Regions from separate parts of the Homo sapiens genome. Here region 1 is linked to region 2. The links are chromatin loops, found by intact Hi-C in ENCODE. Cell type or tissue: endothelial cell of umbilical vein. All regions are shown on one strand. Links, peaks and the distances in the headings refer to the core of each region. The heading gives the core; the rest is flanking DNA.

What was found. A loop is a pair of places that touch in the nucleus more often than their neighbours do. Peaks named below come from ENCODE experiments on the same cell type or tissue, not always from the same donor. Only the 100,000 strongest peaks of a DNase experiment are listed, where the experiment ranks them.
Region 1: a loop joins it to region 2, with 5 times the contacts of the local background. A loop is called at or near these places in 13 of 110 quality-filtered maps.

What each region holds. Positions count from the first base shown.
Region 1 is chr6:41,461,939-41,465,273 of GRCh38, forward strand. The region is part of intron 2 of LOC112267957 (a long non-coding RNA gene); the gene reads right to left. Among named protein-coding and RNA genes, the nearest start is that of LINC01276, 39 kb to the right of the region's middle. In endothelial cell of umbilical vein, for the core only: a CTCF peak has its summit at 1,557 (motif pointing right); a DNase peak (open chromatin) is centred at 1,563.
Region 2 is chr6:41,548,256-41,554,538 of GRCh38, forward strand. All of the region lies in intron 1 of FOXP4 (forkhead box P4), which reads left to right. It overlaps FOXP4-AS1 (FOXP4 antisense RNA 1), which reads right to left and starts at 366. Exons shown (of 2, transcript NR_126415.1): 1 at 123-366. In endothelial cell of umbilical vein, for the core only: no CTCF peak of the experiment used is centred there; no DNase peak of the experiment used is centred there.

The DNA of each region.
Region 1 (3,335 bases), core at 479-2,978, 88 kb before region 2:
CTGAGCTGGGCTGTGAACTCTGTCCTCTGGCTTTAGTTGATATGCCCCAAAGGCCCCTACTTCTGACCCAATTCCTCAAGCTTTATCCCCAACCTCCAAAGATAGGTTCTCTTTTCTAACCTCTGGTCTTCCAGCCCTGACACCCTCTCCCAAAGACTCATAGAGGAGCTGGTTGGCTAGTCCTTCTGTGGTAGCATTACACGGTGAACTGTGGACCATGCTCTAACCCCTATAGCTAAGCTGCCAGAGCTCTGTGGGCAGATTCCTGGGGCTGCTTCCATGTATTTCCCAGGCCAGAGGTGAGCACGCAGTTCCTGGCTCATACCGGAGCAGGGTGGATACAGAAAGAAGCAGCAGCTTGCACCGGCTGGAGAAGCTGACAGCTGCCTCTCTGCCCCAGGGCTGCAGAAGCAGTGTGTTTTAGCTATGGCATGACTTAATAGTTAAAAAGCAGGCCCAGCACATGCCAAGGACATAGCTGGTCACACTGGGCACTCAGGCATTCAACCTCCACTGGAGGCACTTGGAGAGGCTCTTTGCCTTCTCTGCTTCCCAGAGCTCAGGTGCCTCAATGGAAAACAGCAAGAAAGGTGCAACCACATTTGCCAATGAGATGGAGACAGAGAGAGGGCTCAGCTGCAGATAGCAGAGTTCAGTTTCTTGCCACTCTTTTAAAAGCAAACTCCACCAACTGATGTGCAGTGAGGCTGGCATTTCCAGGCGCCTGACAGGCTGGAATTAAACACCTGTCCGTTAAACTGACAGCCCCTGGAAGGAAAGTGAGGGAAAGAGAAGGTAGAGGGGGAGAGCTGGAAACCCAACAGCAGGCCGGCTCCTTCCTTGTAGGAGGCATTGTGTGTGCCCAAGAGAGAGTCCAGGATCAGAGTAAGCGGCACCTCTGGGTCCCTGCCCTCTGGTTTCTGAGGGAGCGTGTAGGCAGGCCCACAACAAACTAATACTCAGACCTGGACATTAGGGATAGAGAAGGAGGCCGGGCCAAGGAGAAGCTGAGAGGCTTACCATCATTTGCTCAAAGCTCCAGCTCAAAGGCTAGTTGCACCCTGACAGCCTCCCTGCTCTCTCCTTCCTCACCCACATACACAACATCTTAACTGCTCTGAACCCTTCAGGCACATGCCAGGCACTAGGCAACCCGTCCTGAACTTCCCTGAGACACCTCTTGGGCTGTTGTTTAACATTTGAATGGGTCGGTCCTGGCTCCCCAACTCCCCAGCGTAAGCTCCTAGGGAGAAGGAAGCTTGTCTTTGACTTCAAAGATGCTCCCCTACAGTCTTCAGTGCATCCTAGTGGGTGGGGCCAGTGTGGGGTGATAGGTTTACAGATGGATGGGAATCATGGGTAAATGAACAGATGGATGAGTGGATGGATGCAACACTGATCACTAGGTGCTGTATGTCACTGTGCCGAGGCTGGTTGTTAAAGTTAGTAAGTAGTCGTTGCCCCTAACCAGGGAAGGCCAACCTCCAACCATCTGGGACTTGCTGGACCTCATACCATTCAGCAAGTAAACATTAGCACCCCGCCCAGCAGGGGGCCTCAGGCCCCTGCTCCATTGCTATGACCAGCGTCCATTCTTATTGGTCAGTATACGGGATTATTATTTTAACCAACACTCCTGAGTGGGCAGATGAACAGAGGCCAGGACTGAATGTGAAATTAGATGATTTTAGGGAAGGAAGAACTGGAAGGAAGTAGGTAGGAACTTGTGACAAGCCAACTCGCTTGTCAGGTGAGTGGGTTTTTGTTTCTCACACTCAACCATGACCTTGGGCTATTTAGTAGAACTCTGAGCCTCAGTCTGCTCACCTCTCAAGTGAGAACAGTATCTGCCTTGCCCACTTTAGAGGGTGGTCGTGCCTGGTTGGAATCTGTCCCTCGCTCCTCTAGGCATTATTCTTTGCTCTGCACGTGCCCGTTTCTCTAATAGATAATGAGCTCTTTGCAAACAAGGATGCAGTATAAAACATCTTTATATCCCAGAGCGTGCTTGGTAAATGTTGGTTGAATGGATGAATGCAGGAGTAATGAATGAGTGAATGAAAAAAAGAGCAGACTCTGAAAAGTATAGCAGGAGAGAGTAGGGTGCACATGGGGGAAGTTGTTGTAAGATGGATGGGAGGTGGAGAGGGGGAAGACCAGGGAGGGGCACTGCCCAGTATCAGAAGGGATCTTCTCGCACCCTTGATCAACTCCTCATGTGCCTCCTTCACTACCCTGGTGATGCCCAAGTTTTGGGAGCATGAGGCCAGCATATGTCCTCGTGGGAGAGTGGGCCCCTGAAGGCAGATCCTAGTGTGGGTAGCGCTGCTTCATCCAGCTTCCCAGGGTGCACCACTGCAGTCTCTGTGAGCTCCAGGTATGAAACTCAGGGTTGTCCAATGAAGGGAGAGGGGAAGCACCAGAAGACAAGACAGGGAACCAGAAAGGCTAGAGGAGAAGACCAAGGCTGGAGGAGCTGAGGAGCACACCGACCTTGACTTCAAACCTTGCCCTCCCTCCCCTCACTCTAGTGGTACCATCAACGCATCCCTTCTCAGATCCCCAGCCTGGCTGGCTGCCCCTTCCCAAGTCTCTCTCTGGGCTCCCCTCTTTCTCATATCCAGGGCCTATTTGGAAGGCCAGGGCTCTGTCTCCAAATCCTGCCCCACACTCTGGAATCATCCCTGGGTGATCTCAGCCTCCTCCCAGCTCAGTACACATGATTCAGCGCTTAATTATTTCCTATGGAATAGGATTCGCCGTTTGCTCATGTGCGCATGTGCTGTACGTGAGGGTGCTCTTCCATGTACCCACCACCCACCCATGGCCACAGGAGTTACAGCTGGTCTCTCTGGCAAGGCCACTATTCTTTTTCTTCTCTCTTAGAAAGGAGGTCTTGGCCGGGCACAGTGGCTCATGCCTGTAATTCCAACACTTTGGGAGGCTGAGGCAGGCGGATCATGAGGTCAAGAGATCGAGACCATCCTGGCCAATGTGGTGAAACCCTGTCTCTATTAAAAATACAAAAAATTAGCTGGGCATGGTGGCGCACGCCTGTAGTCCCAGCTACTCAGGAGGCTGAGGCAGGAGGATCGCTTGAACCCCAGAGGTGGAGGTTGCAGTGAGCCGAGATGGTGCCACTGCACCCTAGCCTGGCGACAGAACAAGACTCCGTCTCAAAAAAAAGGTGGGGGGGTCTCACTCTATCACCCAGGCTGGAGTGCAGTGCTGCAATCATAGAATTATATCTCACTGTAGCCTCGAACTCCTGGGTTCAAGTGATCCTTCTGCCTCAGCCTCCCAAGTAGCTGGGACTACAGTGCCACCACAGGCCA
Region 2 (6,283 bases), core at 1,677-4,176:
CCGCGGCGCCTGGAGCCGGGAATAGGGGTGGGGAGTCCGGAGAACCAAACCCGAGCCTGAAGTTGCCATTCGGGTGACTCCCGAGAAAGCCCGGGAGCATTTTGGCCAATGCGGGTTTTTACCTGAACTTCAGCATCTTCACCCCGGTTTCGGAGACCTGCCTAGATTCGTCCCAGCACGCACTGTTTCGGGTTCGGGATTGAGGGTTAGGGCAGCACACACAGCTTGAGGGGCAATTGTTAGGACTGGCCCGAGTGCCCGCAGAAAGAAAGAGCAGCGGGGTTGTCGTATGGCCTGTAGCTGCGGGAAGGTCTGTGCCGGTCCCACTGTCGAACCCAGAAGCTCACTTTCCACAGAAAACCAGGGCTGAAGGGCCCCCTGACCGCCATGCCCTGCGGGCACCGGGCATTTTGAGCTCTCCCCCACCCCCTCCCCCTGCTGCGAACCAGCCGGTAGGTGCAGGGGCCGAAGGCCAGGCCCAGTGGACCCAGCCGCCTGAAGGGGAGCCACGGCCTCAGAAAACCTCTGCCCGCCCCCGCGGAAAACCGCTGTGGGGAAGTCTGAAGGCCTTTTTTTTTTTTTTTTTTTTTCAACTTGAGAAACTTTTGCCTCGGGGTTTTGGGGCTCTGTTACCTGGTGGCTGGAGGGAGGATACTGGGGCTCTGCTCTTGGTACCTGGACAGCTTGTTGGCTCCCATGGTGCCCTTTCGATCTGAAACTCAAAAAACTGTGAGTTGGGGGAGTCACTCACACTCTAGTCAGTGGGGCAAGGTGGCAAGGGGAAGAGGTGGTTTTGTGGTTGCCCCCTCTCAGCCTCCACACCCAGGGCCAGGGTGAGCGCTGAATCTCTCCTGCGGGACGGGACCCTCAGGACCCACTTTATCCTGGCTCCAGCCTTGCTACTAAGTTTGGGAGACCATGGGAGCCTTCTCTCCTGGCACCAAGGGCTGGGCGCCTGGGTGGAGTTTTCTGTCCTTCTCCCTGTCCTGGACAGGTTTCCCAGGAGTTACGGAGTTGGGGAACCCCTGAGCCCTGGAGAGAGAAAGACCTGACCCCAGTGCTGGAGAACGCCAGGGCCAGAGCATTTGCAAAGGGTCCCACTTGCAAAGGGACCTGCTCCTGTCCCTTTCTGTGTAGGGATCTTCCTCACACCTAGACGCCCCCAGCCCCCTTCCTCTGCCTTTAGAGCCGAAAACTTCCGTTCTGGCTGTAGGCAGGTAGGTCCCTTCTTGCCAGGAATGTGCATATCCTGCTGGGCCCCTACCCCAAACATACCTCTTCCTTGGTGGGAGGGAAGCAGAGGGACTGGGAGAGGAAGGCTTGCTTTTGATCCAGTAATTCCCCCAAATGTTTGCTGAGCCCCTACTCTGCCTGGGCAGGTCCCAGGCTGAGTACTGGGGTACCCAAGCAGTGAAGGCTGGGGTCTGCTGTCTGGACCTCAGATTGTTGGGGTAGGAGAGACAGATATCACATGGTGGGGGGGAGGGTGGAGGGGAGAAGAATGGGAACAGGGTGTCTGTTTCAGAGGAGAGTTGTGAGGTGCAAGGGGAGGGAAGGGTTGTCTCCCCAGGAAGCCTTCCCTGCATCTTAACCCTTCCTACCCCACTGCCTTGGCGGTTTCCTGTCTCTCCAGCCACAGTGCAAGCCCCCCAGTCCCATCCTAAGCAGGCACAATGTCTTTATTTTTTGAATAGCCTAAACTGTGTGAAATAATAATTTCTTCCATCCAAGAAACTCCTCACAGTTTCCCTTCTCACAGATCTTACCACGCTCCAGCTTCCCTAGACCAAGGCAGGGCAGGTACTATTTTTGACAGGACTCTCAGGCTCCGTTGGCTGGAATGACCTCCTCAGATTTGGTTCCAGAACTCTGGAACCCAGAGCAAGGAACTGAGGCCTCCCCAGGGCAGAACATGTGTCAGAGTGGAAAAGGCTTTGGAACTTGGCATTAGAGATGGGACTCTGGAGAACTTAATTAAGCTCTTCGAACCTCAATTTTCTTACATTGTAAAGTAGGTCATAATACCCACCTTAGAGATTCTGTTTGGGAGTTAGATGAGAGAGCAGATGTCAAGTACCTTGCACGGTGCCGGGTGCATGGTAGTACTGATCAAGGGATGGCGTTTATTATTAATTTGCTAGCACTGCCAGGCCACATGTTGGTTGAATATGGAAATACTGAAGTATTAATCTTCATTTTATGGGTTGGGAAAACGAAGTCCAGAGAGAAGAGGCAACTTGTCCAAGGTTACACAGCTACATGGTAGCACAGCTGGAACTAAAATATGGGGCCCTCGACTCCCAGTATAACCAGTAGGGCTTGAGCGTGTGCTGTGGTGAAGGGAGAAAGGAAGGGATGGGAGGAGCTGCCATTCCTCCCTCCTTCCTCCATAAGCTTGGCCTAGGCCGCCTGCCTTCTAGTGTGAATACTTTCTCTTTTCCCTTTAAGTGGAGAGGGGGACTGTAGGTGCAGAATCTGGTGTTTCCACCTGCACACAACCCTGGAGCATTCCCCAGGCACTCCTAAGGTTCTTGTGAGACACACATAAATGGGAGAGAGAATTCCCCAGAATGCAGAGGAGGAAAAATGACTGATAACCCCTCTCTCCAGAAAGGGAGATTTCTAGGGTTTGGAAACCCTAGCCTACACGTCCTTATGGAAGATTTTGGCAGCAAGTCTCAGACCAGTTTGGGACCTATCACTGAATGGATCATCTCAAAGAAGCAAAAGGAAACTCCCCTTGAGCCTGAAGTTATTGGCTCCCTTCAGCGTTGCCTCCCAGGATTCTCTGTGGAAATACACACCTTCAGTCCACTGCCAGTTCCACCAAGCCGGGATCACAGCGGGAACCCTCTTTCCTCTGAATTCTGCCACTTTGGATGCTGTGGTCTTGTGAGATGTTGCTCCTGGGCCCTTGCAGAGCCTGGACGCAGGGCACACCTGCCTGATCTAGAAAACAAGAGCTCCTGGCACAAAAGGTACACATCTGGACAGGGCCGCAGGTGTTGGACCGTGGAGTCACTGTTGCTGTGGTGTGTCGCCCGGGCTGGACATGCCTGGGCCTGGCGAATGCCCTCCTTGCCTTGATCCTGGTCCCAGGATCCCTCTTGAGATCAGGGTCTTTTCCCGGCTGTCCCTCTGGCACAGCCCTGCACCTTCCTTCTCTCCTGTCTGGATGGTAGCCATACAGCCGCCTGTTCCCTGAATCCCAGCTGCTCTGCCCACCTCCCTGGGCCCCATGCTCTGGCCAACTGGAGCCTCCACAGCCAGGCCTGATGGTGGGTGGAGCCAGTTGATAGTGCAAGATAGAGGTAAATGGTGTTTCCTTTCCTGCTGCAGTTCTGATGGTCTGTGACCCAGGCTACCATGTAAATGGAAAATGGGGCGACATAGTGGGTTTTCCTCAGACTAACAGTATGTAGAATAGAGACCATCCGGCATTTGTTCAAGGTAGGCAGGACTGGTGGGAGCAGAAGTTACTCAAGTAGCAGCAAAGGGGTGGCAAAATGATGGCGACTTGAAGGTAGGGTGGCTTAGGGAATGGAGCCAGGGACTCAGTAGTTGTATCCATCCTACGAACACACTGTGGAGCGCCTACTGTGTGCTGGAGGCCAGGCTGGTGAAGGGCAGCAGGAGGGACCCGGAGAAGGGGTGGCTCACATGCAACTTGGAAAATCAGAAATAGAACAAGGGCCGGAGCACAGATCTGTGGGCACTGGCCACCTGAGCCAGCGTGGGTCCTGAAACCCCCAGCTGAGACAGGACATGTGTGCCACCCAGAGAGCCCTTAGGAGGGCCTCCCCGTGTGAAATGAAACCAGGGGGTGGGAGGTTGGGGTAGCTTCCGTTCTCATCTCCTCAGCGGGGCTTCCTTGGATTCCATTCCCGGCTGGCTTTACGTTTCTAGGAGAACATTTCTATGGAGACCCAGGCCTAAAGAAGTTGCTTCAAAAGAGGGTGGCGGTGTACTTCCTCCTTTCCTTTGGGGTTCCCCTGCAGATGCACATCCGCATCCTGGAAGGAAGGGGTACACTAGGGAGAGTTTTGGGGAGATATGAAACATCAGGATTTGTGGGAGACCCAGCGAGAGGCTGCGGCTGTAAGCACTCAGGGAGCAAAGCGCCAGGCTTTTTGAGGCTGCGTCTCTGGATGGGAGCTGGAGAAGCTGGATGGTCAGGCCATGCTGAGGGTGTAGAGTTGGTCCACTGAGAGAATCCCTCCTTCAGGAAGCCTCTGAGCTTTCTTTCCCAGAGAGCCAGAGCTACCTGTTTCCCCTCCCCAGCTGAGCGCTCGCTTTGGATTGTTCCCTCAGTGAGTTTTTACCTTTTTAACTGAGCGCATCAGTTCCAGTTGCTGGAAGCTCCTGCATGTCTGAGACCTGAGCACAGGGATATAACACAAGGGGTTTTCGGCACTCACCAGACGCAGAGAAAAGAACTGCAGCTGGGCTAGCTCGGGCCGGCAGCTGGGGATCCGGAAACACTGGAAGAGGGGACGGCTCAGGCAGCATGGCAGTGTTTAGCCACAGAGAAAGCTGCCCACCGATTGTGCTCAGAGATGATTTTGTGGGTCTAGGCCTAAACAGTCTGTACCCACACGGGTACATGATGAGGGTCCCCGGTAAGCCCACTGCTGCCAACTTCCTAACTCACTCTTCGGCCTTAGGCATGACCCGTCTTCTCTCTGGGCCTCAGTTTTCCTAACTGTACAGTGGGTGAAGAGGACACCTGCAGCCCCACATCCTCGGGCTCACCATCCTGAAGCTGTGGGTTGGGAGCCAGGCAAGAAGAGACCTGAAGGTCTCAACGTACACCCTCTTTGTTCCAAGGGCATCGGGAGCCTACTTCCATGGGTCCTTCTTGAAAGGGGTGCTGTGGAGCTCGGGGCAGAGGACACTATGACCCATGCAAGTCTCCTCCTTCCCAATTAGGCAGTGGAGCCTGATTAAAAGGGGTGCTGCCTGCCCCCTCCCACCCGATCCCCATCGACGAGATTTCCCTTCATCAGAATCTCACATTCTCCAGAAATTAATTTGATGCCTCATGTTATCAATTAATTGAATCTCGTTGGGAGAGAGAGCTCCGCGAGGTGAGGCGAGCTTCAGCTTGGCCCTTGTGTGCCGCCATCCCCCCTCCCCCTCACACCAGGGCAGCCTTCTCCTCCCCCATTCCTTTTTTTCTGCCTTTCTTTTAATTGCACTTATTTTCTAAAATAAAACCACTGCTCTGTGCCCCTTTGCCCAGTTTGGCTTGGATGGATACCCATGGACTGGGTACTGGCTGGGATTTGCCCTTTCAGAGGTGGGGGCAGGAGGACTTCCCCTCCCCTGGACCCTGTCTGATCTCTCCTTAAGTAAACAGAATCTCACCCTTTGGGAATTTGGCCGTGATCCTGTGTGCTCCAGGGGCTTCTGGTGAGAAACTTAGGAGGACTAGGGGAGGGAGGAAGAGCTGGGAACAGACTGCACCCTAGTTGGGGACAGAGGAGGTAGAGAAGGACCAAGCTAGGGACCTTTTAACCCTCAGGATTTTGTCATTCAGAAGCTGCTGCCCCTGCCAGAACTGATCCATTAAAACACAGGGCAGAGGGCATAGGTGTGTGGTACCTCCAAGCCTCCCAACAGTCAGGTCAGATATCTGCAGGAACAAGCCCTCAGCATTTTCAAGGACACTTGGAAGCCCTTGCTCTGCCCCCTGCATGGAAGATGGGGGAAGGAAGTTCTAATAGGACATCCCTATTAGGAAACCTGGGAGGTTGTTGTGGCAGGTAGAGCTAGGTAGTCACCAGGCCCTGACTGAGGAACTGTGCTTTGCCGTTTCACATACCTCCTTGTTCTTATCCCCACAACAACCCTGAAAGATTCTCCAGGCAGTGGTAATTATCACTCTCATTTGATAGGTGAAGTACCCAGGCCCAGAGAGGTTACCTGACTTGCCCCGAGTCACAGTTAACTGGAACTTGCCTTTCTGAAATGCTGGCCATAAGGGCTGAGGTCACAAGTGGACTAACTTCATCCCTGCTGAGTTTTGTTGACCCACACACAGTTCATTACAATGGTAAATTTCACATAAATATCCCCACTTCTGCTCCTTTTGAAAAACCCAAGCCCTGTCAACACTGAGCCTGCATTTCTGTGTGGAAAGGATGGACTGGGATTGAGTGGCAGCTGCCTCCTCGTGCCCTCCTCACCTGGCCTCCTAAGTGACCAGCCTAGCCCCTGAAGGCATTTTGGTTAGCAGCTTTGACATGGAGATTCACCTGTCCCCAGTATTCCTCAAGGAGAA